Regions from separate parts of the Mus musculus genome. Here region 1 is linked to region 2. A link is a loop called in an ENCODE intact Hi-C map of the cell type or tissue named here. Cell type or tissue: heart. All regions are shown on one strand. Links, peaks and the distances in the headings refer to the core of each region. The heading gives the core; the rest is flanking DNA.

What was found. A loop is a pair of places that touch in the nucleus more often than their neighbours do. Peaks named below come from ENCODE experiments on the same cell type or tissue, not always from the same donor. Only the 100,000 strongest peaks of a DNase experiment are listed, where the experiment ranks them.
Region 1: it touches region 2 in a loop (4-fold over the local background); 3 of 42 quality-filtered maps call a loop at or near these places.

The regions. Positions count from the first base shown.
Region 1 is chr7:96,133,897-96,149,475 of GRCm38, forward strand. No RefSeq gene overlaps it. Among named protein-coding and RNA genes, the nearest start is that of Tenm4, 30 kb to the right of the region's middle. In heart, for the core only: no CTCF peak of the experiment used is centred there; a DNase peak (open chromatin) is centred at 9,505; H3K27ac peaks cover 801 bases.
Region 2 is chr7:96,070,086-96,085,664 of GRCm38, forward strand. No RefSeq gene overlaps it. Among named protein-coding and RNA genes, the nearest start is that of Tenm4, 93 kb to the right of the region's middle. In heart, for the core only: no CTCF peak of the experiment used is centred there; no DNase peak of the experiment used is centred there.

The DNA of each region.
Region 1 (15,579 bases), core at 4,656-12,655, 65 kb after region 2:
GACTGTGAGCATCCACTTCTGTGTTTGCTAGGCCCCAGCATAGTCTCACAAGAGACAGCTATGTCTGGGTCCTTTCAGCAAAATCTTGCTAGTGTATGCAATGGTGTCAGTGTTTGGAAGCTGATTATGGGATGGATCTCCGGATATGGCAGTCTCTAGATGGTCCATCCTTTTTTCTCAGATCCAAACTTTGTCTCTGTAACTCCTTCCATGGGTGTTTTGTTCCCAATTCTAAGAAGGGGCAAAGTGTCCACACTTTGGTCTTCATTCTTCTTCGAGTTTCATGTGTTTTGCAAATTGTATCTTATATCTTGGGTATTCTAAGTTTCTGGGCTAATATCCACTTATCAGTGAATACATATTGTGTGAGTTCTTTTGTGATTGGGTTACCTCACTCAGGATGATGCCCTCCAGGTCCATCCACTTGCCTAGGAATTTCATAAATTCATTCTTTTTAATAGCTGAGTAGTACTCCATTGTGTAAATGTACCACATTTTCTGTAACCATTCCTCTGTTGAGGGGCATCTGGGTTCTTTCCAGCTTCTGGCTATTATAAATAAGGCTGCTATGAACATAGTGGAGCATGTGTCCTTCTTACCGGTTGGAACATCTTCTGGATATATGCCCAGGAGAGGTATTGCGGGTTCCTCTGGTAGTACTATGTCCAATTTTCTGAGGAATCGCCAGACTGATTTCCAGAGTGGTTGTACAAGCTTGCAATCCCACCAACAATGGAGGAGTGTTCCTCTTTCTCCACATCCTCGCCAGTATCTGCTGTCACCTGAATTTTTTATCTTAGCCATTCTGACTGGTGTGAGGTGGAATCTCATGGTTGTTTTGATTTGCATTTCCCTGATGATTAAGGATGTTGAACATTTTTTCAGGTGCTTCTCAGCCATTGTCTGAGCCCCATTTTTAATGGGGTTATTTGATTTTATGGAGTCCACCTTCTTGAGTTCTTTATATATATTGGATATTAGTCCCCTATCTGATTTAGGATAGGTAAAGATCCTTTTCCACTCTGTTGGTGGCCTTTTTGTCTTATTGAAGGTGTCTTTTGCCTTGCAGAAGCTTTGCAATTTTATGAGGTCTTATGAGATCTTACAGCACAAGCCATTGCTGTTCTATTCAGGAATTTTCCCCCTCTACCCATATCTTCGAGGGTTTTTCCTACTTTCTCCTCTATAAGTTTCAGTGTCTCTGGTTTTATGTGGAGTTCCTTAATCCACTTAGATTTGACCTTAGTACAAGGAGATAGGAATGGATCAATTCGCATTCTTCTACATGATAACCGCCAGTTGTACCAGCACCATTTGTTGAAGATGCTGTCTTTTTTCCACTGGATGGTTTAAGCTATCTCCATTTTTGTAAATGAGAAAATCAGTGCATGCAGAGAGCTTAAGTCCCTAATCAGAGGTCAGCCATGGGTGTGGCTTCTAATCTGAGTAACTCCTCCTTCTCATGCCCTCTATACACACCACTAAGACAAATCAGCTTCATTCCTAAGGGCTGCTCAAGGGATATGGCCCTTATAGTCTGAAAAAATGTTCAAAATAACGGAAGACTGATGACTCTAGTCCTAGCTCAAAAGCTTGCCTTCTCTGTAGCCTCGGGCCAAGAGTTTAATCACCTCACATTTTTTGGTTTCCTTCGTCTATAAGCACAAATTTACACTTACCTACACACAAGGGTGCCGGGAAGATTAATCGGATGCGGCAGAAGTGCCTTTAAGATGAAAAATGTGGATTATTTGCATCATTATTTTAATAGCCTTGGACTTTGCTATCCCCAGTTTACACGGACATGGATAGCTCAGAAAATGGAGATTGGTGAGGTTCATTTTCTCCAGCATCACCTCTGAGCAGAGCAAGGAAAGCACAGCCCCCAAGGACCTGAGGTTAGACAGGTCCTCTCTCGGCCAGCCTGGGTGTACATGGTACCTCAGGACTGATTGGCTCCCTGCAACTGTTTGAGAAGCTAGACCTTCAGAACAGCCATCTACCAAATGACTCCGTAGCCACAATATGAGCTGCCAAGGCTGGAACACATTGCTGTCTCTATAGATATAGCCCAGCATACAGTCTCATATGTAGTGGTGCTCAATATATGTGTGTTGAATGAGGGAGTGGGTGAGGGAGGGGTGAGTGACTGAGTAAACAGGGCCAGGAAATGTCAAGTAGAGAAGACACTCAGGAGTCTCCTCTGGGGGGAAAAAAGAAAGTGTCGTCTCTGCTAGCATAGACACTGAATTCCGCATCCTTAAGGAAGTCGCCGCCTAAGAGAAGAAACCTCACATCCACCACTAGTCATGGACCAAGGAATTTGGGCTCTGATAGATGTCTAGAGTTTCCTGTGAGCAATTGGTTTCACTGGAAGGCAGTCAGGCAGAGAAGGTAGCATGTTGCTAGATCCTAATGAGCATCTCCCAGGGATGTGGAAGGAAGTCTGTTGATATGGAGCAGGAACTGCACGGAGGGAGAGTTGATGCAGTTGGTTACTGTCTCAGCAACCCTACTTTCTCCTGGAAGTACTAGGACTGTAAGCACATGAGTCAGAATGGGGATGTATGCGAGGAGTCTCTGCAAGACAGGGCTGACTAACAGACGCAAACTACAGTCTCATAGATGACCACAGTGAGGCAGAGGTATGCTCTTTGCCCACAAGGGGCAGCTGGCAACCTGGAGTGAATTCCAAAGAGTCTTGAATACCACGCTCACATCAGGAATGTGGAATGTTCCCCTTACTCTGTCCTTGCATGGTTCAATTTACTGTTTGAAGCAAAGGCTTTCTCCTCCTAAGGCTCTCTTTCCTCTGCCAGGCCTGAGGGCATGCTCATAAAATGTAAAATCTGTTTAAATAATGAAACCTGTGGGCAAGAGCGTGGTCAGGGTGGAGGACACCAGCCCGTGACACCGTAAATCACTGCCAGGCTTGGGACTTGGCATAGCCTAGCTGAGTGGAGGAAGGCGTGTGCTCAAGCCAGCCTGTGGCCTGTGGAAGAAGTGCCAAGTCAGCATCTCACACTTGGTTTGGGATGAATTATGGAGCTTAGGTGGAGACACTTGCAGCCTGCCTTCTGACAGATGATACAAGGCTATGCCTCCCCTCTCCCCCTCTTCAAGACCAGATTGGCTTCCTCTGAGACAATCAGTAAAGGGATATGGACAGAAGCCTGCATAAGAGAACTTTGCACTAGAAAGGGCCTTCTGGATCCAGTCAGGCCTAGGCCTTCCTACCCTGGAAGCATACAAAACTCCAAGGGTCTGTGGAGAGCAGAGGACAGGAAAGAGAGATACTGTCACCAGGGTCATACCCTGTGCTCCCTGTCTTCCCCCAGGGATTCCCAACTACTCCCTGAGTCCAGACTGAGCTCCTACTATGTGCTGGGCTCTTCATATACACCATTGCAATCAGTAGGCACACAGTCCTCTAGCAACAGAGCAAATAGGCAATTCCACCCCTCAGCAATGAATCTGAAGAGGTTGTTTAGCCTCTCTGTGCCTCAGTTTCCTCATCTTTTTTTTTATTTTTTATTTTATTTTATTTTAATTAGGTATTTTCTTCATTTACATTTCCAATGCTATCCCAAAAGTCTCCCATACCCCCCACACACACTCCCCTACCCACCCACTCCCACTTCTTGGCCCTGGCATTCCCCTGTACTGCGGCATATAAAATTTGCAAGACCAATGGGCCTCTTTTTCCACTGATGGCTAACTAGGCCATCTTCTTATACATATGCAGCTAGAGACATGAGCTCCAGGGGGGGTACTGGTTAGTTTATATTGTTGTTCCACCTATAGGGTTGCAGACCCCTTTAGATCCTAGGGTAGACATTAGCTAGGTTGGTAAAACGCTTGCCTAGCATGCATGAAACCCTGCAAAACCAAACCTGTGTGATCCAGTCACATGCAGAGGAAGTGGGGACAGAGGATCAGAATTTCCAGGTTATCCTTGGATGCCAGCCTGGGATATAGAAGACTGACTTCAAAAGCCAGCAGAAAGGAAAGGAATGCAAAAATGGGATCGGTAAGCTAATAGGATTAGTTGTGAGTTCATACATGTCAATCACTATGTGTCAATCACTTGAGAGTACTGCCTGCTCATGGGGAAAAGCTGTATAAATGCAAGTGCCAGTGACCACACAATTAGCCAACACACATAGACCATCTGCCCATGCCAAGTTCTGGGATGCATAACCTCATTCATTCATCCACTTAATAAGTCTTAAGAGCACCTACTACTGGAGCTGGAGAAAGGTCTCAGTGGTTAAAAGCAATGTCTCTGCTTCCAGAGAGCTGGGGTTTGATTCTCAATACCCACATGGTAGCTCAAAGCTATCTATAACTCCAGTCCTGGGAGGAATCTAATGCTCCCTTCTGGTCTCTATGGACACCAAGAATACAAGCACTATCCAGAAATACCAAGTGGGAGATTTGCTCTACATGATCTCATTGATTTGTACCAGAGACATTCATGACCTTGGACCTTGGAATCCATGCCAGGTCACAGCCTTGGATCTGTGTTGTCTTCAGTTTTATCAATGTTCCCTATATTTGATCCCCAGTGCTGCCATCACAATATGTCACTAACTAGGTAGTTTAAATAATGAAATGAATTGTCTCTTGCCTCTGGAGACTACAAAATCAAGGTGGTGTCAGGTTTGGTTTCTATGTCAAGGCTTCTAGCGATTTAGCATCCATATTTGACATCATGTAGGTTGGGCATGCCCCACCACCCTAACCTCTGCCTTTATTTCTACCCAGCATACTTTATGTGTCTCCATAAACAAATTTGTCCTATTTACAAATAATCAGACCATTGCGTTTGGAGGACTTGCTTTAATAGCCCAAATTTTAGGCCAATTACCTCTAGAAAGACCATCAGGCCAAATAAAGTCATACTCCAAGCTTCTCAGATCCAAACTCCATCACAAGCCCTTCACAGTAGCCATGCCATCTGTGGGAGGGTATTCATATGCACACCTTATAGCCAAGAGCTGTGTCTCCAGTATTCGGGTCTACATTGAAGTCTGCACCGCCACTAAGATAACTACCACCCCAGGAACTCAGCAGTCTTCACTTTTTCCTGGGTTCCAATTCAAGGGAGCCCTACTTCCCTAGCACTGGGCATCAGACTCACAGAGCTAATAAGCTGGGTAGCCTCAGTACAGCCATCAGTACAGCTCACCACAGAGAAATGGACAGTGGTGTGATTGGTTGTTTTGAGGAGCTAAAAATAGCCTGACACTGCCTAGCTGAGGGGGACATTGGGTGACACAGCCTGTCCCCAGCACACAAAACAATGAGGGCATATTTCAGGCTCTGGCAGAGGATTCATAGGATAAAGTCAGAGGCAAAAAATCATAGAAAAGTTCACCCTTAATGAGAAATGACCTTCATAACTCCATCTCTCCAGAGTTCCCTTCACAGAATATTACATTTTTCCATATCTAATTCCATTCCATCTATCTTATCACTATTGTAGAAATATTAATAAAGATGGTATTGTTTAGGGCCTTTAATTCAGCGTGTATATATACATATATTAGGCTAAAACCTATAAGATAAATTGTCTGCTCCTTCTCTCCTTTATATTCTTTTGTTTGGTTGTGTGGGATCCTTGACGCTCGTTTTAACATTTTTTAATATCCTGCAGGTTAGGCTGACACCCTGGTCCTTTGCAAAACTTGAGTACCCCATTTGGGGTGCTGGGCACAAGCCTTCTCATCCCACCCTGCCTCAGGCCTGAAGCTCCGACTTGCCAGCAGCTTCTCTACTTCATCAAACTCAGCTGGCATGAAGCATTTGTCTATATCCCCAAGTCCCCAGAAGGTCTCAGGTTACCCCATGCAGCCCCACTCCATCCCTCTCAGGTTTTCAGGGAACCTTAATTCCAAGGTAGACACACCTGCCCATTGAGAATATCTGGTTGTGTCCGAGTTCTGTTCTGTGAACTCAGCTTTGGCCTCAGTCTTACCATTGTGTGTACACAAATGCTTGGACATCAGCATGGTCTGCCACTCATCCAACACCTACAGTCCTCCTACTCATTCCGTGTCCTCGAGGAAATGGCGATGTCTGTGGTGTTAGGTTGCTGTTACAGTGAGTAGCTAGAAATCCCCATGGTTCACAGAAATGATAGATTTGGTGACTAAATATAGCGCCCGAGAAAACGAGTCTTTATCAAGTATAGGCTCTTCTTTGTTTTGCTTTTTACAAACAAGGCCAGGAGTAGCAAGGGAGGGGGGACTGGGGATAAAACAACATTGGTAAAGAGCTAACTATTCAAGCATCAGGACCTGAACTCAGAACCCCAGCACCCATGTGAAAGCCAGGGACAGCACTATGTACCTGCAATCCCAAAGCTTTAGAGGTGGAGACGGCAGGATACGTGTGGCTCGCTCACCAGTCTATCTAGCCAAATTGATGGGCACCAGATTCAGTAAGAAACCTTGTCTGAAAGAACAAGGTGTAGAGTAACCGAAGACACCCAACCTTGACCTCTGGCCTCCACAGAAGGGCACATACAAACATAAATGCATTCATATACACAGTCAATCCATTACCTTACCTGATAGCACAATGCAGAGACTGAGCAAGAAACTTAACCACTAATCCATAGAAAAAGAGACTGACTCTCCCAGAACAGCAGGAAACCAGTCATGGAGGAGAGCTGAGATTTTCTAAATCACTGACAAATCAGTGACTTGGTGATATGTCAGTGACTTAGAAGGTAAGTGATCGCCCAAAGTTGAAGCTAATGCAGTTTCCTCAGTGTCTTTGTTACTCCCAGGATTTCCAGGTGCCATCTATATATCTCACAGTCACACATATTTTAGTTCATAATTAAGTTCCTCTTTTATAGAGTGCTATTGCAAAGTTTGCCATTAACACATTGGCAAAGTGTGAAACTTTCCTCAAACAATCAAATGAATAAACATTCCTCCAGCATCTCCTACCGCCCTTCTCCCACTGCCCCAAAGCAGGGCCACGGTGAAGGTAAGAATGGCTTCTAATGGAAGCTTAGCATTCCTGTGCTCAACCTGCCTGGACCTTTGAGCATCCAGGCTGCCTCCCTTACCTCCTTGCACTCTTCCTCAAAGCTCAGTGTCCAGCTTACCTTCTCCAGCATCTTCTTTAAAAAATAGCTTCCATTCCCATTCCAGTCCCTCCCATCTCTCTTCATCTTCAAAAATACTAAAGGAGGACCCAGATGTAGCTGTCTCTTGTGAGACTATGCCGGGGCCTAGCAAACACAGAAGTGGATGCCCACAGTCAGCTAATGGATGGATCACAGGGCTCCCAATGGAGGAGCTAGAGAAAGTACCCAAGGAGCTAAAGGGATCTGCAACCCTATAGGTGGATCAACATTATGAACTAACCAGTACCCCGGAGCTCTTGACTCTAGCTGCATATGTATCAAAAGATGGCCTAGTCGGCCATCACTGGAAAGAGAGGCCCATTGGACACACAAACTTTATATGCCCCAGAACAGGGGAACGCCAGGGCCAAAAAGGGGGAGTGGGCGGGTAGGGGATTGGGGGTGGGTGGGTATGGGGGACTTTTGGTATAGCATTGGAAATGTAAATGAGCTAAATACCTAATAAAAAATGGAAAGAAAAAAAATACTAAAGGAGGTTCCACTTATTCATGTGTCTTCTCTTCTCCACCAGGATACAAGTTCTAGGAGAGCCTAACTTGCAGCATGGTTTGATCATTTCCTTAGCCTTTTGCTGGACCCAATACTATCTTCTTAATAAGCATTTGTTGAGAAAATGAATGAGGGAGGGAGAATGAATGAATGAATGAATGAGCCGTATGGTAACCAGTTATATTATTTATAAAGCATTAATTCCATGAAAGTGCAGACAGAGGAATGGCCCCTAGGAGGGGTACGTTTTGGACATTGAAGAAATGGGATCTTATTTTAGTCTTTCTCCGTTGCAGATCCAGGAGAGAGAGAGAGAGAGAGAGAGAGAGAGAGAGAGAGAGAGAGAGAGAGAGAGAGAGAGAGAGAGAGAGAGACGGTGCTCCAGGACCTGGGACTAATCTAGGCAGTTTTCCAGTTTGGGGAAGCAGATGATCTATGTTGGCAGCAGTGAATGCTTCCAGCAAGTTAAAGAAGCATTCTTCGTGTATATTTTACACATTGTGAGATGCTCTTTGACCTAAGGATTCTTTGTTCTATTTTGCAACAGCCAGGCTAGAGATTTACAAGTCCCCCAAAGCCCTGAGTTCAAACCTCATCTCAACTATTCCTTGGCCAGCATGGTTCTCTTTGTTGTCTCCATAGCAAAAGGGTTGTTGTGAGGGTCAAATGAAGCAAAGATTATAAGGTGTTTATCACAAGGCCGGGGACACGGGAAGTGCTCAAAGAATGGCTCTAGGCATCTATTTCAGAGCCAGAAGATCTCCATAGGAACCCCAGCTCTTCTCCTCCCTGGCTGGGTAAACCTCAAAAGCTGTTTAGTATCTCAGGCCTCAGTTTCTGCATCCACAAAATGGATGAGCACTGTGCCTACCTACCAGAAGCATGGAAACTGCATGAGTTAAAATAGCCACAGCACACAGAAACCATCCTGACAGGCTATTTGTGTCACAATCACATCACATATGGTCAAGGCCACCTTTTCTGGGATTAAATTTCAGGTCAGGAAGCTTTCAGGTCAGAAATTAGCTTCTTGAGGACTCTGGCAAGTCTCACAACAAACACTAATTGAATCTCTCTCTGTGTTCCTGTCACTCTTATCTTCATATGGGATGTATGCTCCCCAGGAGTTGTCTTCTGAGAAGTTTTATCCTGAAGCTGATGTAAACAGATGCAGAGGCCCACAGTCAAACAATAGGCAGAGCACAGAGTCTTGTGGAAGAGCAGGGAATCGGACTGAAGGAACTGGAGGGGTCGAGGACACCACAAGAAGACCTACAGAGTCAACTAACCTGGGTCTATGGGGCCCTCAGTGACTGAACCACCAACCAAAGAGCATACAGGGTCTGGATAACTAAGGCAAAGGAGGGGAGGGATTCTTATCCACACTTTACTCTGCATTCTCCAAAAAGAAGCAACAAAGAGGCGGGAGTTTGTGGGGAACACAACTTTAAGGAACTCACTCACACTTCCAAAGTCCAGATTCTTCAGCCATTAATATGCAGGGCACAGGAGCTGAGGAACCCTGGTGCAATGACGTGCCTTTGAGTTGAGGACTTAGTTCAACAGTCTAGGCCCTGGTGACTGTCACCCTCTCAGCTGACTCTTGGTTCCCTAGAGAGAGGGCTATACCCATCAGCCAAGCCTAGAAGCCTTGTCTTAGAGAGAGAGAGAGAGAGAGAGAGAGAGAGAGAGAGAGAGAGAGCAACAACAAATAACTAGAGTTGAAAGTCACAGGCAGGGCCCTTGGAGCCCGGCCCTCAGTGGGCAGGCAGCCTTCCAGCTTGGCATTCTCTTCTGGCACCTCTGTGTCCAGGCACTAAAAATAACACACCCAATCTCTCTGCAGCCAACTGAGCTCCCCAGCAAGGACTTGTGCCCTTTATGGCCAGTGAACATCTGCTGCCTCCTGACTGCTGTCAACAATCAAAACAGTGTCTTATCTCAGTGGGGGCTATTACCTAGCCCAAAAGGATGCCCCTGAGGCAGCCTCTAGCTAAGTGGTCTCCCATTCAGCTGTGTGAGTGGCCAGGACCCTGCCTGCAGGAGGTTGGCCATGCAAGAGTAGAGAAACCAGGTCACAAAGAGGGATGTAACTGGAGCCAAGAGGGAGAGAATGAAGAAGGGCATAAAGTGCCTCCTTTCAAACCTAGAGCTGTCTTGAGCCAAAAGGGTGGCATGCAGAGGTGTGGGAATACTAATGAGCACAGATGTAACAGCATCCTCTTGTTGGTAGCCATATCTTCCAGACACACAAATTGAACACTGAACGCAGGCCAGGATGGTGGGCAGGGCTGGGACCTATAGGCCTCAAAGGAAAAGGTATGAGCAGTTAACTTCCCATCACTTTGAGAAAATACCTAGGATAATCCAATTAAATGGAGGAAAAGTTTATATTTTGCCTCAAGGATGCAGAAGTTTTAGTCCATGCTCACTTGACCAATTGACTTTGGAACTGAGAGCAAGCTCTACATCATGGTAGGAAGCATGTGGCACAAGAAACCACTCATCCCATGCAGCCAGGGAGGAAAGAGAAACAGAAGGGCTGGCCTCCCAGTATATCCTACAAGGGTACACTCCACCTGACCTGCCTCTTGACTCTGGTCCTTGCCACCTAAAATTTCCATTACTTTCACAACCTCCTAGTAGCAACAACAGTTGGGGACAAAGTCTTCAATGCAGAGGACTTTAACAGTGCACTCTTCCCTAATTCGTGATTCTTGCTGCTCAGTGCCAGGTGTGGACTTTTCACTCCTTCATCTTGTACTTCAGGCTTCCCAGTACATCTGATTTCTCCACTTTGCTCAGGCTGGGGTAGCTCTGTCCCACTCCGGTGTCAAAGGATGTCAGAACAAGCAAAGCTAACTGCTTGGAGACTATGCCAGGCATTGTGCAGTGTGTTTTCTATGCATTCAGTACTTCTCCCATTGCTACTGATGAAGTAAGGTGCAGACCAGCTACGCTGTTGTCTATGGCCACCTAGGAAATAACCAAGCTAGGCTTAGGCTTGGTTTTCCGGACTTGAAGGCTCTTGTTCTTGACAATTCGAATTCAAAGGCCACCTGAAGTTCATTAATCTTTGAGGGATTTTATAAAAATGGACCCCATCTGGATACCCCTTATCTATACCTGAGTCCTGTTCAGATTCTGTGAGGCCTCAGAAACTAAAATGATTCACCGTATTCAGCTTGTTCTGCCCCATCTGAACTTTAGGTTCCTACAGCTGACCAAGGAAAACCAGAGGTAGCTTTCCATCATCTTGTGTCCATGTTCTTGGTCCACTCCCAACTCATGTCTGCTAGTCAACCCAAGGTGGAAAGATCCCAGGTAGAAACATGTCTTTGAACTTTGATCTTCCCCAAAGTATGTCAGTGCTTTTGTAGCAGGCTGGTAGAGAACAGGCCTTCAGTATAACAAAGCAGTCTACAAAAAGAAACTAAAGAGGATTCCCCCAATCTTTGGGACCCTGACATATCTGACTCATAGGATCTATCTTTTGAATGTCCTTGTTCTACCAGGTCATACCCCTGACTCACTTTGTCCTTTACTTTTCCACTTGATATCACAACTTGGTGTCCTTTCAGCATAGTGGCCATCTTCCTCTGATCGCAGATCTTCAGATAGTCTTTTGTCCTTTGATAGATTGCCATCAATGGGTTAAACCACCTTCAATCCTCTTCCAAAGATGAAGAGTCAATCTGTCCCTCCCAGAAGTCATCAATGACAGTATTCAGGAGCCAAGGCTGGAGTTAGATGGCTCCCTCCAACACTATCTGCCAGATCCCAGACTCCCCATCTGGAAACGTAGAAGACTAGGTAGCTTGTCTCCCTTACACACAGAAGAAATTAAATACAACGACACAATGATAGTAGGCAGTTATAGTACCCAACTGGAAGTAAGCCTGCAAAGCCTACAATGGTGAAAGTTATGGACATAATCTTCTCCCAACTTGAAGATTTTCATTTAAAATAGGGCCTCACTAAACAGTCCATACTGTCCTTGAACTCAAGATCCTCCTTCCTCCAGCTCCCAAGTACTGAGATGATAGGTGTGCACTATCACATCTACCTCCAACCTTATACATTTCTGAGGCACTGTTTTTGTGCTTTGCTGTATCAACAGACCCATGGGGGGACCCAAAATACAGTAGACACTAGAGGAATGTGTTGAGAACAAGTACAAGAATAAAAGGGTGGATGAACAAAATAGATAAATAATAAGAGTATCCTAGACACCAGAAGGACATCGTGAATCATCCTTCATGCTTATTGGTCTGATTTCAATTTCTAGCTAATCACTATGTGTATTTTCTTGTTTTTGTGGTGCTGCCGACAGAAGAAAGTACAGTCAGTTCTGTTATCTTACCCCATATGTGTTCTGAAAAATCAATGTGCTATGCAAATTCACCCACAGGGACTGGGGTGCAGAATTTAGAAGAAAATGGAGGTAGAGCTATAACACTCTAAAATTTCTCCAGTAAAGTATAATTTAAAAAAACATACAAATCGATTCCCAGTAATAAAAGGTAACATTATTTAAACTATTTCAATGGCTAAATAGTAAACAACCATGGCACTTCATTTTGAGAAAGCCCTATAGCTTGAACCTGCTGGTAGAAAGGTGAGATAGTAGAATTATCATCTGAAATTAGGTAGATGGTTGAAAAGCCAGATGTGCACAGATGTGGTTAATAGCACACGCAATTTTTTTAACCTTTCTCATTGCTACAACAAAATACCTGGTATCTTAGATAGGGTTTTATTGCTGTGAAGTGACACCATGACCAAGGCAACTCTTATAAAAGAAAACATTTAACTGAGGATGGATTACAGTTCCCATGGTTTAGTCCATTATAATCATGGCGGGAAGCATGGTATCATACAGGCAGACTTGATGCTAATGGAGCTGAGAGTTCTACATCTTGATCCTAAGGCAGCCAGGAGGAGATTAGCTATCCACACTGGGTAGATCTTGAGTAGATTTATGAGACCTCAAAGCCAGCCTCCACAGTAATACACTTTCTGATAAGGCCACATCTACTTCAACAAGGCCATACTGCCTAATAGTGCCACTTCATGGGTCAAGCATATTCAAACCACCACATTCTATTCCCTGCTCCTCCACTCCCAATAAGATTGTTCAAACACATGAGTCTATGGGGGCTGTTCATATTCAAACCATCACACCTAGCCAGAAGAAATTTAAGAAAGGAGGTTTATGTTGGCTTATAGGTTTAGGGAGCACATCCCATCTTCTAAAGGAAAAGTGTGGCAACAGGAAGAGAGGAGAAGTTGGCTAATCATACTGCATCCACAGTGAGAAAACTGAAAACAGGCAGTGAGGCTGGGCTATAAATCTTCAAGGCCTGCTCCCAGAGACCTACTTCCTTCAGCAGGTCTCTGTCTCCCAAAGATTATACAACCTTCCAAAACAGTGCTACCAACTGGAGACAAAGTACTCAAACATAGGATGTTGTGGTGGACACTTCAAATTCTAACCACAACAACATATGCAAGGAACTAAAGTGGATGAATGTATTTGTGTGTGTGTGTGTGTCTGTGTGAGTGTGTGCGTGTGTGTGTGTTCCCACATACTCTGTTGATTTTAGGCATCACTCTAGGGCTTTCCAGGAGGAATTCCTGTCATGCTCATGTTGCTCACTAGTATCAATTGCACGAGAACAAAGCCATATCTCCAGAATAGAACCATGAATAGGTGTTTTGATACTTGGTTTTTTTTTCCTGTTAGTATTCTTCCTATAACTGATTCTCACTCCCACATACACTCCAGAGAGAGAGACAGAGACAGAGACAGAGAGAGACAGAGAGACAGAGATAGACAGAGAGACAGAGAGAAAGAGAGAAAGAGAAGAAAGGTCTAATTTATTGGCGTCCCTCTCTCTCCACATAACCCAGCTTTCAGCATGGGCCTACTGAGTACATGCTAACCTGGAGCTACAGAGACAAAGTACAGATGGCCCCTTGCTTCACATAGCTTACAGTCCAACACTGTATTTAAACGAGAGCCAGAGATTCACAGAGTGCCTCAAATGGAATGTTCCACCCCTGGGCAGAGCTTTCCAAGTTCCGTAATGCAGTAATGCTGAGTGCCTCCTTGCCAGGGTCAGCTCTCACTGCCATAAATCCTACTGAAAGTTACAGCTCTGTCTACTTACTGTGTACTCTGGGGCCCGGCCCCTAAAGAACTGGAGTGCTAGATTAGCAAGAAGAGAAGCTACTGCTTCCCACTGAAGGCTGGGCTTGTTCTAGGAATGTGATGGGTCACAAGTGCACCCATGTGGAAGACATATTTGTCTTGACTGTCACTAAGCTTTCTATTTGTCCCCAGGAAGGGTCTTCTTCACATTAGGACATTGGACTTATGCAATAACAATTTACCCACCCACCCCCTAAAATTCTCCAGCGGCTTTTCTATCTCTTTTTAGTCAAATACCATACCTCTCTCTGTGGTCTAAAAGACGCTGTGATTGAGTCCAGTGTAATGTCCAACCTCATTCAACAGTACCCTTCACTCTTGCTGCAGTCTGACCACCATGGCTGTCTGTTCCTCATGCTCTGAACCTTCAGACCTGCCTTTCCTTCTCCCCGGAATGTCTTTCTTGGACACGGGTCTCTTATCCTTTCTCTTAGAGTAGCCTTCTCGGGTTGTTATCTCAGTGTAATCTTGCCCTTCTTCATAACTTGGACCATAATCTGTAATTGCTCTACCCATTCAGCTCCAGTTGCAGATGTCCCAAATTGCCAACTGCCTTCAGGCAAAGGAGATTTACTCTGGATGGTTTCCCAAGTGAGAAGTCTGATGTGGGTGGGCAGGGCTGCATTCCTTGCAGAGACTCTAGGGGAAGTCCACTTCCTCTGCCCTCCCACAGTCTAGCAAGAGGGTGCTTTCCTCTGACTTGTGGCCTCTCCCTTTTTGGAACTGTCAGTCACAGCTATTTGACCTCTGTCTCCAAGGCCCTACCTTCCTTGTGACTGAGAACCTGCTGCCTCCGTTTTCTAAAGACTCTTTCGATTGCATCGGACTCACCTGAATAATCCAGGTTAATTCTCCATTTCAAAGCCACAACTTAATCACATCTGTAAAGCGTCAGGTAGCTTTCAGAGGTTCCAGGGATAAAGATGAGGAGATCTTTGGTGGGAGCCATTATTTACACTACCACAGCCTTCTTTCTTTTCTATCTTCCATGTCCAAGCTAAGCCTTAGGAGACAAGGATCTTCTTTATCTCGTTCACTGCTGTCTCTCGGGAATGGAACATAAATCCTAGTACATAATAAGTGATCAATAAATGCAGAGAATAAAGGGATTGGTGGCTGAGAGTTTTAGTAAAACTGCAACCAATTCCCACTTCTGAAATAGTGTAAGAATACACAGTATCCTAGTAAAGAGGATTGGGGCTCAGAATATACCCCAAACCTCAAAGCTAACAGTGTAACTATAGTATAAGTCGCACCCTTTCTCTAGTTCTCTGTGATCATATCTATAAAGTTGAATACAGAAAGAAAAAAACTTAGCTCCAATACTGTAAGTATTAAAGATCATAAAGAAGAAAAATGCCGGGAACCTGGGCCTTCCACGGCTATGCTCATTCCTGATGCATAGATTATAGATGAGCAAAGCTGTCTAATGAGAAATTACAACATAAATAACTAATGCAAAGCATGTGTGTGCTTCTGGGCTGCCATGGGCTGAGGGACAGAGTAGGGCACAGACCCAGAGCTTCCTCCACTTGAGGAGCCAGAGAAGGAGCAGTTGTGGATGTTAGGGAGTGCCCTAAATGGCGGCTGCAGGGAAAACCCAGAATGGGAAATGATGAGATTGTTCCAGGAACCACATTCCAATAAATCCCCCCAGCACAGTGGAGGCAGAAAAGGAAGATGCTAAGAGGAGCCATTTGCAATGACCATC
Region 2 (15,579 bases), core at 3,424-11,423:
CTTGTTTATATCTCTCTTGTTTATATCTCCCTTGTTTATATATCTCCCTTGTTTTTATATCTCCCCTGCTTATATCTCCCTTGTTTATATCTCCCAATAATAACAATCCTCTCTCGAATAATAATCCTCCCTCTAACCCGGGCCTCTCACTCTTATATACTCTCAGTTCCCATCCACGCACAGCAGGCCACGCCACCTCACCAGGCACGCAGCTTCAGCTAATCAGGGCAGCAGGGGCAAATCTCCACCAAATTGGATTCACCTGTATCCTGGTACACCTGCGCAGCACTCAAGATGTTTGTGTCTTATATGAGGAAGTCAGGTGCAAGTCATATGACTTAGCTGCAGTCCCTGGCGCCTTTGGGACTGCCGCCACACCCGCTCCCCACAAGTATCCAACATCAAAGTAAATGGTGAGAAGCTGGAAGCAATCCCACTAAAATCAGGGACTAGACAAGGCTGCCCACTTTCTCCCTATCTATTCAACATTGTACTTGAAGTCCTAACCAGAGCAATTCGACAACAAAAGGAGATCAAGGGGGAATACAAATTAGAAAGGAAGAAGTCAAAAATATCACTTTTTGCAGATGATATGACAGTATATATAAGTGACCCTAAACATTCCACCAGAGAACTCCTAAACCTGATAAACAGCTTCGGTGAAGTAGCTGGATATAAAATTAACTCAAACAAGTCAATGGCCTTTCTCTACACAAAGGATAAACAGGCTGAGAAAGAAATTAGGGAAACAACACCCTTCTCAATAGTCACAAATAATATAAAATACCTTGGCATGACTCTAACTAAGGAAGTGAAAGATCTGTATGATAAGAACTTCAAGTCTCTGAGGAAAGAAATTAAAGATCTTCCTTGGCTTCTTTAAGCTTTCCATCTAGGGCTTCATCACAGTGACTCCAAACCTGTCCCAACAGTGTCCACAAGGGCTCTAGGTCAAGATGAAGTAATAAGTAAAAACTGAACCCAGTCTCTGATGGAGCTTTTCAAAATTAACCATTGAGTCACTTGTATGTACAGCCTACCCACAGCCACGTGGCCCTTGAACAGCAAGCAGTGTGAATATTCTTAAAGTGTTGGGAAAGCCATTGCTTTAACCACTGGCCTTGATTCTGAGCTAAATGTTTTCTGAGTTAAAACTCCATGGTTCGTAGACAGCCATTGGGCACCCCCAAAAAAATAATGATGGGGTTTTTTTGAAAGCACATTGACCTGAAACAGCTACTGTAAAAAAATCCAGCATTTGATTAGCCCAAGGCAGAGTTAGAGGAGACCTGGAGCTTCAGTGCCATGTGACAGCCAGGCTTTGAATACAGATTAGTGCAAGGCCCTGTGTCCTGCAGGTTCCATTTAATTCCCACATCTACAACCCTTACTGGGGTGGCACTAACCTGTCCACTTGCCTAAGGCTTTAGCCATCCCTCCCAAAATGCCCCAGGAGCCCCCATCTCCCTGCAGTTTCACTCTGAAAACTGAGAAGATGACGGGAATGAGAGGCCAGGAAGATAAAAACAATGTGAAGTGTGGAGATTGGGAGCTTATCAGCCAAACAGGACGTGGGAGAGAAAAAGCAATCAACCAAAAGCTCTTATCAAAATCTCCCCCAGGGAAAGGCTTGAAAAATCCTATCATTGCTCAAGGAAAAATTATCGGATTATTACAACGGAATCAGGTTTGCTATGCTCCCTGTACACTGAGGACACACACACGTGCTGGAGGCTGCTGAGCGTTTGTCTTAAAAATTGCGTTTAGAAACTTGAAGCAGGGTGTCCTTCACAATTAAGACAGAAATCACACACACACACACACACACACACACACACAGAGTCAACTACTGTCATAATGATTACTACACACCCTTAGCCATATGCCAGGTGAATGCTGTTTTGTTCATTTCTCTTCAAATGCACCATGCTAGACATGGCCCTGTCATCTCCAAAGCTTAGCTTAGGAGACCAAAGCTTAAGCGAGTGCTCAAAGTCACACAAATAAAGGAGCAGACTAGGATCCAAGTCTGTCGTAGTCTACCTCCAGGGGTCATTTGTATAAATCCAAACCTTCAGTGTAGATGCCCTTCTAGCTTTTTAAATTTCATTTATGTATGTGTGTGTTTGGAGGTGAGTGGGCTGCTAAGGAGAGTCGGTGCTCTCCTTCCAACATGTAAGGCCTGGGAATTGAACTCAGGTCAGTGTTGGCAAGTACCAATACTTAAAGCATCTTGTTGGCCTCACCTCTTCTAATGTGTATATATATATATATATATATATATATATATATATATATATATATGTATATGCACATACATATACATATATATATACATACATACACATATATGTATATATTTGTGTGTATATATGAATGTATAGATTTTTATTTTTTCCTTTTATTGAAAATAGATACTTTTCTCATATAATATATTCTGATTACAGTTCTGACTCCCTCTTCTCCTCTCCACCTTCTTTCCCATCCTGATCCACTCCCTTTCTTTTTTTTAACCATGAAATATAGTAGTTAGATTTATTATTCAGAATATTTAATTAAACTGTAACTTGTTCCATACTGAGTTATCCAAGACTAAGACTTCTTAATGTTGCTTACAATAGCTATTTTTCTGAAAATATAGTCAGCACTCAAAATTTTTGTTTTGAGTGATCAAAACATAAAACGAATGTATGAGATACTTTCTTAAATTAAGATATTTCTATATTATATATAGTAGTATTACTACAGAGTTGCAGCTTTAGGAAAATTGAGAATCACCGATTGAAAGCCTCAATGTTACATGCCTGTCGCTCTAGCTATGGCAGGGAGCTGAAGCAAAAGGATTGTGAATTGAAGGCCAGCCTAGAAAAACTTGCCCAAGAAATGAAAAAAGAGTAAGTTCAACCGCTTGATTGTTCATACCGTCAGAAAAATATGTTGCTGTCAAAATCCTTGGTACTCTTTGGTTTTGTTATGCTGCTGAAGAAGGGTACTCTTGAGAACTTCAGCCAGATGCATATGATAAAGTATTGATGCCTCTTCTAGTTTCTTGATAAAACTAAAGGAAACTAACTCAAGCTTTGCAAGATAGCCTAGAAAATCCTTTTGTCTAATTTCAAAGTGAAATTCAACCAGAGGAAAGGAAAGAGCCTGGGGTGAACCCTGAGAACCAGGCAGAGGGAAACAGCCAGCCAGCAGAGGGCTAGACAGAGAGCTGCTACCTGTGGAGTCTTCTGAAGGAAAGCACTTTCCACATTCACTCCTGCCTTCGGAACCTTCAGAATCGTGCAAGAGTAGCAGGAATAGAGATGTGATATTGAATTCATACATCCAGCTCTTTGTCCCAAGAAGCAATCTGTCTTCTTTAATTGCACAGGTGCATTCAAAGTGATGTTGTATTGAAGGAAAGCTAGTCAAAAAATGTTCTTAAAAGTGTCACTAAACCTATCTAAGCATTTTACTGGGGGTAGGGGAGTTCCATAAAGCTGCATGTGGAACCAAAGGGTAAACCTGGGATGTGTTCTCAGACCGGCCTCCCTGCATAAGAATGAGCTAGTTGAGATCAATGCATGGATGTCAGACAAGGCTTACCAACATGTCAGTGTCAAGGGGATAGAACCCTGGGTCCCAATGTCCTTTCCAAGGGTTACTTCTGTCTCGCTGTAGCTCATAAATTGCTCTGGTCAGAGGTGCTGCTCAAATAACCCCAAGACTCAGGGAGGGAAGGGGAGACCATAATTGAGCATTTTTGATGCAAATGGAAAAATTGCCTTTACTATTAAAAATTTGAAATTGTATTTTTAAAACACAGGACTTTATTGCATGTTTACGTTAACAAAACAACTGGAAGATGCCAATGTGCACAGAGCTACTGTTTCAGTGAGATGGGCTCATACACACTCATCTGCTCATTATTACCCTTCTCTGTGCTTCCCAGACACTTCACAGTTAGTACAACAGCCCCCCCCCCCCGCCTTATTTATAATCTTCATTCTATTCTTTCCTTAACATTTGGTCAATTGCAGTCCAAAAATGGTAAGTGGAAAGTTCCAGAAAAGGCTATTGATACATTTTAAATTGGACACCATTCTGAGCAGACTTATGAGATCTTAGAGAGTCCTACTCTGTTCGCTAGCATGTACCTTCCTTCATTCTGGCACACCTCCCTTCCACAGGCATCAGATAGCCACCATAGTATATATAGAGGGTTTGCCTTCAAATAACTCTTAGCTTACTTGATAGTGAGCCCAAAGTACACGCATAGTTAGATCTGTCATAGAGATGCTTTAAGAGCTTTTTAAAAGTGAAAATGTGAAATTTTTCAACTTAAAAGCTAAAGGAGGGATCTGCAACCCTATAGGTGGAACAACATTATGAACTAACCAGTACCCCGGAGCTCTTGACTCTAGCTGCATATGTATCAAAAGATGGCCTAGTTGGCCATCACTGGAAAGAGAGGCCCATTGGACACACAAACTTTATATGCCCCAGTACAGGGGAATGCTAGGGCCAAAAAAATGGGAATGGGTGGATAGGGAAGTGGGGGGGGGGGGCATGGGGGACTTTTGGGATAGCATTGGAAATGTAATGGAGGAAAATACATAATAAAAAAATATTTAAAAAAAAAAAGCTAAAGGATAGAGGCTGGAGCACATGCGCAGTGGTTAAAGTGCTTGCCCTACAAGTGTGAAGGCCACAGTTTGACTTCCCAAAACCCATTTAAATGCTGGGTGAGAGTGACAGTGCCTGTAATTCCCACCTGAGAAGGTAGAGACAGTGCCTATAGCTGAGGCTCTAGAACCTCCAATGCCCTCTCCCGGCTTTTGCAATCATCTGCACTTGCACAGACATCCATACACAGACACACAAGCAAACACATAAGTAAAAATAATAAAAAAACAAATCAGTTTCAAGGAAACCATTAAGAAAAGTAAAACAAAAGAAAATGTTTGTCGCCGGGCATGGTGGTACATACCTTTAATCCCAGCACTCAAAAGGCAGAGGCAGGCAGATTTCTGAGTTCAAGGCCAGCCTGATCTACAAAGTGAGTTCCAGGACAGCCAGGGCTATACAGAGAAACCTGGTCTCAAAAAAAAAAAAAAAAAAAGAAAAAGAAAAGAAAAGGAAAGAAAACGTTTGTCAATCTCTATTGCCTCAGATTTGCCAGGGCTGCTGAAACAAAGGACCACAGAACAGATGATTTAGTTGATAGACACGTAAGCCCTTAAATTTCAGAAGCTAGAAGACCGAAATGAAGGTGTCTTCTGAAACTACTCTCCTTGGTTTATAGATGCCATCTTCCCATGACTTCCCATGGTCTTTATCCTGTACTTCTTTGTCTTAATCTCCCTTTTCGAAAGACCTCTGTCATGTCAGAGTATGGATCACCTAAAAGACCTCCACTTAATCATTGCTTTAAACATTTACCTCTAACTTTCCAAATATGGTCACATTCTAAGCAATCTTGTTAGACTGCTGAATGTGCACTGTGAGGGAGGGCTGGGGACTCATTACACCATATTACGCCTGGTGAGGTTCTCAGGTAGTAGTAAACGCTACCTGTGCTGAGCCTCCTCAGCCAGTGCAGTAAGAAGCACACTATGTGCTCTGTCACTTTCTTTCTCCTTCACCCCAACAGTCTTCAAAACAGTGTACTTGAAATTGCAAAGGCTCATAAGGATACTCTAAAGAAATGGAAATTAAGTCTTCCTATTGTAGCATCACTTTAACATCTATCCACTAACTTCATGGAAAGTCTTTTATACTCAAAATGGCATTCCCTTATAGTTTGAGGTATTTCTCTATTATGCAGCCTCCTAACCATAAGATAATAATAGTCTCGCATGTTAAGTATTGACAACATCATGGAAACTGCAGAAAAAGGCATGAAGCCATGATAGAAATGCTATCGCAAGGAATCCATGCCCAGACACCAGCATAAAGGGTGTGATGGCAACGAGATTTGACACATCTTAATTGCGAAATGCCAATTCCTCCTGTAAATCCAGTCAGCCCTCCTCCCTCTGATGTGTTCAGAAAGGAGTCTCGAAGCACACACTTCCAAAGCTTAGCCAGAAGTGAGACAAAGAAGGAAGGACAAGATGTCCCTGTGAGCACCCGAAAAGGGTGTTCATTGGCTGTTGGCCTAACTAGACATTAATGGCACCTTAGAGGGTGACCTGGACTCCAAAAATTCCTAAGATGCCACTCAAGAGGCATCAGGGCTAAGGTAATGCTTGATAGGCATTGAAATCCTTTCTTCTTACTAGGGAGTATCATTGGCCACATTATACAACATAACCACCCCTCCCACACTCTGCTCCTGTGAACATCAAGATGTTATTCATAAGACACTATCTTAGCTACTGGGAGACCTTTGGGAAACAGTAAACTAACTCTCTTCTTGTGGCTACCCCATATCTCTGAGCTTACCCATTCCCACATCAACTTCATATTTAAGTCAGCTGTTTCCCAGACATATATGGACTTTCTCTCCTCTACATCTTTACATCTAACTGATCCTTTATTTTGGAATATAGCATTATCACAAACCATCATTTGTTTTTAAATACCCAAGTTAATGTCACGTCTGTGAGATTCTACTCAACTCTCCCTGTTTTACTGAACGAAAGCCATGTCTTTTTATCCTGTGCATCTGTGATCTGGATTCCCACAGCCTAAAATATAATAGATGAAGAGATGCTAGAACGATCTCACAGTGTCATGGGCCTGACTGTGTTGTGATGTAGCATTTTTACATGTCATAGTTTATAATTTCAACAAGAAAAGGGATGGGAATGTCAATATCAAGGGCCTAGTAGGGCTTGATAAACAATGACTTACCTTTTATATTTCTAACCTATGATTTGTTGGTAGAACCAAAGAGAAATGTGGGTGAGAGAAAGTGAGTATCAATAAGCATTTAGCATCTGTCCTTCAAAGGTTTACTTTGAAAACAATAATAGCATGTGTTATTGATGGACCACTTATCTATGTCTAAGCACATGCTTGGGACCTTTGTAAAGGAGTTTACTGCTAACCTGGTGAACTAAGGATTTGCCCTGTGATCTCTTCCTAGGAGCTACAGATTTCACTATTTAGTAGATGACTCTTTGGAGCCAAACCATTTAGGTTTCAGAACTCAAAAAGTTAAGTATATTGGAGAATTTCAATTGGTCACCTCATCTTTGGTTTCTTCATCTGAAAGATAAGAATAAACTTAGGACCCACCTTACATGGCTATTGTGAAAAATGGATGGTATATAATACAAAACCACTGAGATAGTGCAAGTAAGAGGCTCAGTGCAGAACAAAAGCAAAAAGACAGCCATGTTACAGCCCTGGTCTTTACACAATGTATATGTAGCAGAGCTGGACATGGGTCCAGTGTGCCTGACACCAATACAACCCCATGAGACCATTCAATGACACCTAAGTAAACAGTTACTCACCCCATTCTTCTTATAGGAGGCAATAAAAATGCCCAAGGAGTATCCCCATCCATCCTAAAAGAACATAAGAAAATGCAATCTCTTATCCACCCATTGGATAATATGGATTTCTTTCCAGTTGTTAGTAAAAAAAAAAATTCCTCAACACCACATTATTTGTTCACAGTTCCTATAACTGAGAGAAGTAAAATGTCAAGAAGAGATTTATTTTAGTTTGACTCAAACTGAGAGGAAGGAGGTAGGGGTGGTTTATAATTAGAGTGATCATAGGACAGTTCGCCCTGGAGAGTCCCAGTTTACCCAACTTGTCCCAGTGTGCCTATTAATAGCACTCCTTTTCATTCCCTAAAGGATTCCAGTTAGGACAATAAATTGCATGTCCCCTCTCCAATAATGGAAAAAGCAAGAGTCTTGGAGCCATGGAGATTTGAATTCAAATCTTAATTCTATCCCTCGCTACCTGTGTATCCGCATTAATTCATATCAGCATTCTGGGCTTACATTCCCCTCTTAAATGAATTTCCCACTACCTGTTTTCTAAGGATTTGTGAAAATTCACAAAATGAAAGAATTCTAGAAAACACTTGGCACATAGTAGGTTCTCCATGCTGGTGAATTCTCCTCTACTTACTCTTCCCTTGCCCCATTCACAAACCCCACTTAATTCAAAAGCACTTACATCTTTATTTTGCAGTTCACCAAGTGCCTCTCATATATTGGTTATATATTCAGCTAATTCAATTCAGCCCTTATGGGTGGAAGAAGAAATTTCATCTCTTAAAGGTGATACAAGTATTTTTGCAGATGTTATTAATGCAGGGCAGCTTAGTATAAGCTCTGTAGAGGAAATAGGGGAGGCCTTAAGGTTCATGACAGAGTGTGGACACCTCTGTAGATTGGACTTTCTGCAGGAAATAGGATTTGGAAGAGGTTCAAAAGTGATGGGTACATCTGCAACAGGCAGAGTTCAAGAAGACTACTGAAGACAAAATAGCCCGAGGACAGGGTAGTAGAGAGTGCTTTCATAGAATGGTGCTAATCCAACTTAACTAAAACACTGGGTACATTGGGAACAGATTGTAAATAGAAGGTCTGAAATAAGCTGTGGTGAGATACTGATGGTCCATGAGGAAGTCTGGTCTTGCCAAGATGAGCCTTGGGAACAGTTCTCTGGCAGCTGTTGAGTGGGAGCAATTACAAGGCCATGCAGAGAGGCAGAAGGTGGGAAGCCCAGCTATGGTGCTATTCTACAAACATTGTTCAGTCAAATTGACAACCAAGAGTTCAGTTCAACTAACCTCTTCACCCCACAGTTCCAAAAAACAAGTCTCTACTAACAATTAAGGGGGCCAATCTATCTCACTTCTAACTGCATATCTTAAGAGGAAATTAGGTTCATTTATTCAGTTTCTAGTCATACATCCAAACTGTTGGCAAGCCTTGAAGACTCACGATCCGCCATCTCATATGGTAAAGGACATTGCCTCCTATTTCATTTTGGAATTTCCTCTAATTTTCCCTGTATTTTCCCAATTCTTATAGTGCTTTCATCTCTAGGCTAACTCAAAAACACTCACCTGTGATGTTTTTGTGCTTACTCTGTGTTCCAGGTTGGCTGCAATAGCACCCTGAACTCTATTCAAAAAATGGAGCCTAAGAGAGTGGTCTGTATTTATTCTTGTAGAGTAATGTAAGAGAGGAGAGGAAGGAAAGGGCCAAAATAAGAATTTGATAGTGTGTTGATAACCGTAAAAGTAACCGGTTGTCTTTTCTACTGCAGTGATAAAACACCGTTACCAAATATATACATATAATAGGATGGAAAGGTTTAGTTCATCTGACAACTCTCAGGTCACACTCCATCACTGAGGGAAGACAGGGCAAGTACTCAAGGCAAGAAATGAAGCAGAAGCCATGGATGTATGCTGTTCAGTGGCTTGCCCTCATGGCTTACTCAGACTGCCTTATACAACTTAGGGCAACCTGTCCAGGGTTGGTACCCCTGTTATTGGCTAACTCCTCCCATATCAGTCATGGATCAAGGAAATGGTTCAAAGGCTGGGCACAGGTCAATACATTAGGGACAGGTTTTTGTTTTTGTTTTTTCCAATTAAGGTTCCCTTTTCCCTAATGACTCTAGCTTGTGTCAAGTTGCCAAAAAAAAAAAAAAAAAAAAAAAAAAAAAAAAAAAAACCTAACCAGAACAACTGTTTCTCAATGCTACCAGAACCAGGAACTCTAGAAACTGCAGCTCAGAACAGGAAGACAGAGAATGGGTTGTGTTGAGGTTTGATCTGTTGGTATGTATTGTAATGTTAAATATTGCTCCCCCAACGTCTGGTTGCTCCTAGGCAAGAGGGTCTTGTGCCTTTTACTTGGGAATTAAATGATCCAAGGTGAGGTGAAAACCCTCATTAATTTTAACTACAACAAGCATATAGTCTTCAAGTCCTTCCCATTTGACAAAGATGATCCCACAACTGTTAACTGCTCAGTATTTCCTAATTGCACATCTCACAGTATGACAGGAAGCTGACATCAACCAGGGTGTCAGAGACATCCTAGAAAAACAGTAATAGGCACATGACAGGAGACCTACAGTGAGTGGGGTACTGGACCATGTGATCACCTATGCAAGGGTATTAGAATTTTCAGTAAGCCAACAAAATTATACCAATTCATATCACAAGTATCAAAGACACAGAGAAAATACTAAAGGCAGCAAAAAAATAAAATGGCAGAGAAGAATGTAAAAAAGAATGTCTGCAGACTTCACATCGATGTAATCCACACAAGGAGACAAGAGGCTGACATCTTCCAAATGCAGTAAGGGGAGGTCTGGTCTGGAGGCAACTCATTCCAGGTATGACACAATGTAGTACAGGCCTCTGCTGTCTATCTCTCATCGATTTCCCACCTCAACTCAGGTCTTCCTCCAATGTGCAATACAGCCACTTAGAAGACTCCAGCCACCACAACCACATTTTAATCAACAAAAGCAAAAAAAAAAAAAAAAAAAGGCGGGGGGGGGGGGGGGGAGTAGAGAATATCCCATTCCATTCTTTAAGGACACATCCCCTGGCCATTACATAAACACTGATAGAATTATGTACATAACCATAGACAAAGGCAAGAAAAGCTTGGAAATGCATTATTTTTTAAGATTTTAATTTTGAATTATGTATATGTGGGAGGGGAGAGTATATCCATGTGAATTTGGTGACTGGAGACCAGAAGGTATCTGATGCCCTGGAATTGGCGTTTCATGCAGTTATGAGCTACCTAGAAGGAGCTGAGTACTAAACTCTGCTCCTCTACAGTAGAAGCAAGTCTCCTAAGCGCTGAGCCATCTCTCCAGCCCCAGGAAATAAGTTTTTATTCCAGTGGCCATGGATCCAAATAGAACTCTGGGGCTATGTTGTTACGGAAACTACAGAGAACAGATATTAAGGATGACTAGCAATCTTGCCATAAATATTAAGCTATGTCGTACGCATTGATCCCATTCATTCTTGACGCTATTAATAAGACATAAGCTACAGTAACCAGTAAATCCATGCAGATAAAATTAAGGGGCTGATAAAATGATCTGCAACAGTCCTTCCACTTTTGACTTTTATTTTATGTGTTGCTAGGATACACTGACACATAATAGGTCTTCTTTCATTAGACCAAAAGTAAGCAAATTATAGCCTAGAGGCCAAATCTAATTAATTATAAGATTTGAAAGTAAAGTTAGTTGGAACACAGTTACATTCACTCTACTGAATATTGCCTATGATTGTTCTCGAGTAACAATGGTAGGGGTGAACATCGTGATCAGGCCATGAGACCTGAAGTCCTATGTCCTGGCCCTTTGGGAGGACAGTGTGGCAATTCCTGCATTAGACAAATAAAGGAACTCTCATGACCAAGCAATTCAAGAAAACTTTGTTTTCAACAAAATGTGTTTTTCTTCTCCTCCATTCGAGTCTTCTGTAGATTACATTCTATAGTTTGAAAATGAATACACCATGAGCTTAATTTCTAACGATTTCAAGGAAAACAAATGCAGATGTTCTGCCAAAAACATAATAGAGCGTTTTCTTGACTCTTGAAAAAACTTTCAACTGCCCTTGAAATCTCAGGTTTAAACACAACAAACTTCCTCCCTTAGAAACCGAGCTGCTGGGGAAATAAATGACTGCTTTGGAGCATATCCCAGAGAAGCAAGTACACACGGCACGGAGGCCTCACAAGAGAGATTTGTGTTTGGAGAATTCTCACATTAAAATGAGTGACCATAAACGAGGGTGGTGGTTGAAAGAAGGAGCCAAGCATGGCTTCTCTGGGATCCAGACTAAAGAAAACCATCAGCTAGAGACTAGCTCTGAATGAGGTCACAAAAAGTTCAGACTGTGTGGAAGGAGACATGTGTGACAGATGTGCAGCTGTCCCTTGATGGGTGAAGCTCAGCAGAGGGTAACACCATCAGCACTGCCCAGAGTCAGAGCAGCAAAGCTTGTTCATGGCTTAAAAAGGAGGGCTTGCTTCAATAAGATTCATGGAAAATGATGGACAGGACCCAGCTCCCTGGGCAGGACACTGAAAAATGCCATTCAGTGTGTCCTTCTCAGCAAAAAGCCACACAAGAAGCCTGTATTTACTCAAGGCCCATAAGGCAAACACTCGGAACATGGCTTAATGACCACAGAGGCTCAATCCCCTCTGATAGACCTGGGCTCAAACATAAGCTTCTAAGAGGTGAATTCAATAGGTTGTCTCAGTGTTTCCATTTACAGGCAGAAATTTTTAGATGTCCTACAAAATTGTGATCTCTATGCTTAAGTGTTTGACAAGTGGTAGGTGTTGTTGTCACCCTCACTATTACCACCGTCATTACCACTGTTCTCTCTACCGTCATCACCACAGCTATCAACATTGCAGGCCTATACAGGTAAAGCTACCCTATACCCATTGGTCAAGGCCTATCTTGGGATCTAAAAGCCCTGAATTGGAAGACTAAATATATCTTCAACTGTACAAAGGAGCAAGGGAAATACCTTAAGAGGCAGAATTAAACAGCAGCAGATTTTGGTACTTTCTGAGATCTCCAGAAAGTTTATGTTCCTGTCATGAGATGAAATGTCTATGGGTGTGAGGCACATACAGGGCAAGACAAACAAGACGCTCTGATCAAATGTTACCATGCCCTGCTCCCTGTCTTTATTCCAGAGTCTGCTCAAAATTTTTTGTAGGCATCCTTTCTCTGTAACCCCAAACAGGTGTCCCCTCTTGCAAGACTCACCTTCTTCCTCCTTCCTGGGCTTCACTTCCTCTCAAATTCTTATCATTTCCTGATACATTATACATTTTGCTATACATGTATCTTAACCTATGAGAGTGTAAGTTCAATGAGACTGGAGAGTTTTCTTTGTTTTCCAGTGCTTCTGCATATAGAACTGTATCTTTTTTTTTTTCCATTTTTTATTAGGTATTTAGCTCATTTACATTTCCAATGCTATACCAAAAGTCCCCCTTACCCACCCACCCCCACTCCCCTACCCACCCACTCCCCCCCTTTGGCCCTGGCGTTCCCCTGTACTGGGGCACACAAAGTCTGCGTGTCCAATGGGCCTCTCTTTCCAGTGATGGCCGACTAGGCCATCTTTTGATACATATGCAGCTAGAGTCAAGAGCTCAGGGGTACTGGTTAGTTCATAATGTTGTTCCACCTATAGGGTTGAAGATCCCTTTAGCTCCTTGGGTACTTTCTCTAGCTCCTCCATTGTCTTAAACATCAAGAGGTATAAACTGTCTATTGGATATTTTTGAATGAACCTAACCCACCTGCCTCCAGGAAAAAAAGAAGTAATTTTGTTGGGGGGGGGGCATTCAGGGTAAGGGAGATGAAGAGCTTTCCATACAATTGTCAGTACCTGAGTTAAGATGCCCAGAATCCATGTACAGAGGCAGGCAGAGTAGCGAGTTCTTGTAAGTCCAGGTGCTGGGAGGTAGAGACAGGAGAATCCCTCTGGCAGCTACATTTGCCAAATTTGCAAGACTCAGTTCAGTGAGAGACCCTAACTCGAAAAAGGAAGTGGAGGACAATTAAGGAATGACCCTTGGCATCAGTCTGAAGCCTGCATGTGCACATGTGCACACACGAGTGCATGTACACACAAACTACATACACACACACACACATGCACATACAAAGCAGGCATTCTAGAAATAGTAAAGAAAAAGCAGCCTTAGATGAAAAGGAATTCGATCTTTCTTTGGTAACAAGGGAAGAGTGGCCTTCGCATACTTAAGCGATGGGTGACATTGCTCTACAAAGTAAACCCTAGTCCCATGCTACCCTGCCACAACCTAAAACATCAAGAAAACCAATAACAAGCAAAGAATAATGCTTTTTGTCTCACCAGAAGAAAAACAACTACCTAACTCAATGCGTTTTCAAGCATTTTAACCCAGTAAAGCCCAAGGCTCCCAGCTTAAAACAAACCAAAGCAAAAACAAAAAAACAAAAAAAAAATCTAAAAATATATGTAGATATAGTTTTTTTTTTCATTTGTTTTTATTTTAAGTTCAAATGTGGTATGGGCTTGCAAAGTCAGTGAGAACAGTCAGGTTGTAATATGGCAACCTTCAATCAACCTCAGTATCAATTTGATTTCCCTATGTTGTGTAGTTTCTTCGGGCCCTGGAATACCCTGACTTGCACTGTAAGTAGCTGTGCACGGCACATTTTTAATGGCTTGCCTTGCAATCTCAGGTCGCTGCTCAAATCAACTTCTACAGAAACTTCAAAGAGGAGAAAAGGGAAATTTTCTTTTCAGAACTGATTTGCTAATGACCTCTAACGACACCTTGAGTTTCTATTCTTTTTCCACATGAGTACCAAGGACAGGAAAGGAACATCCAAGAATTATAATAAACATCAAAACTGGTCCTAATTCAATAGTTCCACATAACAAAACATTTCAAATGCAACTGCTATTTTTTACCCAATGTCCATTTAGTACAAATGGGAGAAAGCCAAAAATAGAGGCACCTGAGCCTTGCTAGAAATAGATCACACAGCTCTCCACAACACAGTCCACATTGCAAGGGGAAAGGAACTCAGGTGGGTAGCATGCAGAAGCCTGACTTTGAAAGCAAAACACGTGCAGCTACAACTGTCTGAGCTATGATGTACATTCAAACTTCAGCATGTGCGCCAAAGGCTACAGAGGGCATGGAACCAGCCCTCCAATTATCACACACCCTACACACACACACACACACACACACACACACCAATCCTCACACTTATTTGTAAGCCTTTGACTAAACTGGAGATGCATTTTCATCCAGGGGCTGGATCTCACTTATCTCCTAACAGGCAGGCATCCATCTTTGCAATGTTGACTGGAAAAAAAAATGTGTGTGTTCGCTCCCAATCACCTTTGATCACTTTCCACATTCCCAAAAGCTCAAGTTTTTGTATTCTTCTGTTTTGTGAGAAAACAACAACAAAACTCAAACAAACAAAACTTTCCAAACTTTCTAGTGAGGCATTTGTAGGACCTATGGCACCTATGTGACATCTTGAGGTCTCCACATGAGTTCTTCTTCACCACTGTACCTGACTGACCATCAACCTGCATGGTGACAGAGCTCTCCCTTCACAGCAGTTAACCAAAGAGTAGACTCTGAGCTCAGCCTAGCTCAGCCTAGCTCAGCCTAGCTCAGCCCCACTCACCGCATTTACCCCATCTCTACCTTGGAGTCTCAGCCAGCTCCTGCTGAACATTTTTATGAAAGAAAGCTCAACATCCAATTATCATCACTTGTTTTTTGAAATGATTTCTCTGTTTCTTTGAGTTGATATAATTTTTATTTAACAGACCAGGCTTGCTTCCTTTTTGCAGAACTACCTACTCTGAGAGAGCCTGTGTCTCTCCTGCTACATCTCTCATGTTCTTCATCTGCAGTTCCTTTAATGAATTCCAAGAAGCCAGAGAGGATTAACACACAACTTGCAGAATTAGGTGATTTCAATGGAAAGTGTTCTCAACACATGACCAGATTAGCAAAAATTGAGTCTCAGCTGTGTGACCTTAGACCCATGATATAAACTCCATATAGCTCAATTTCCTTA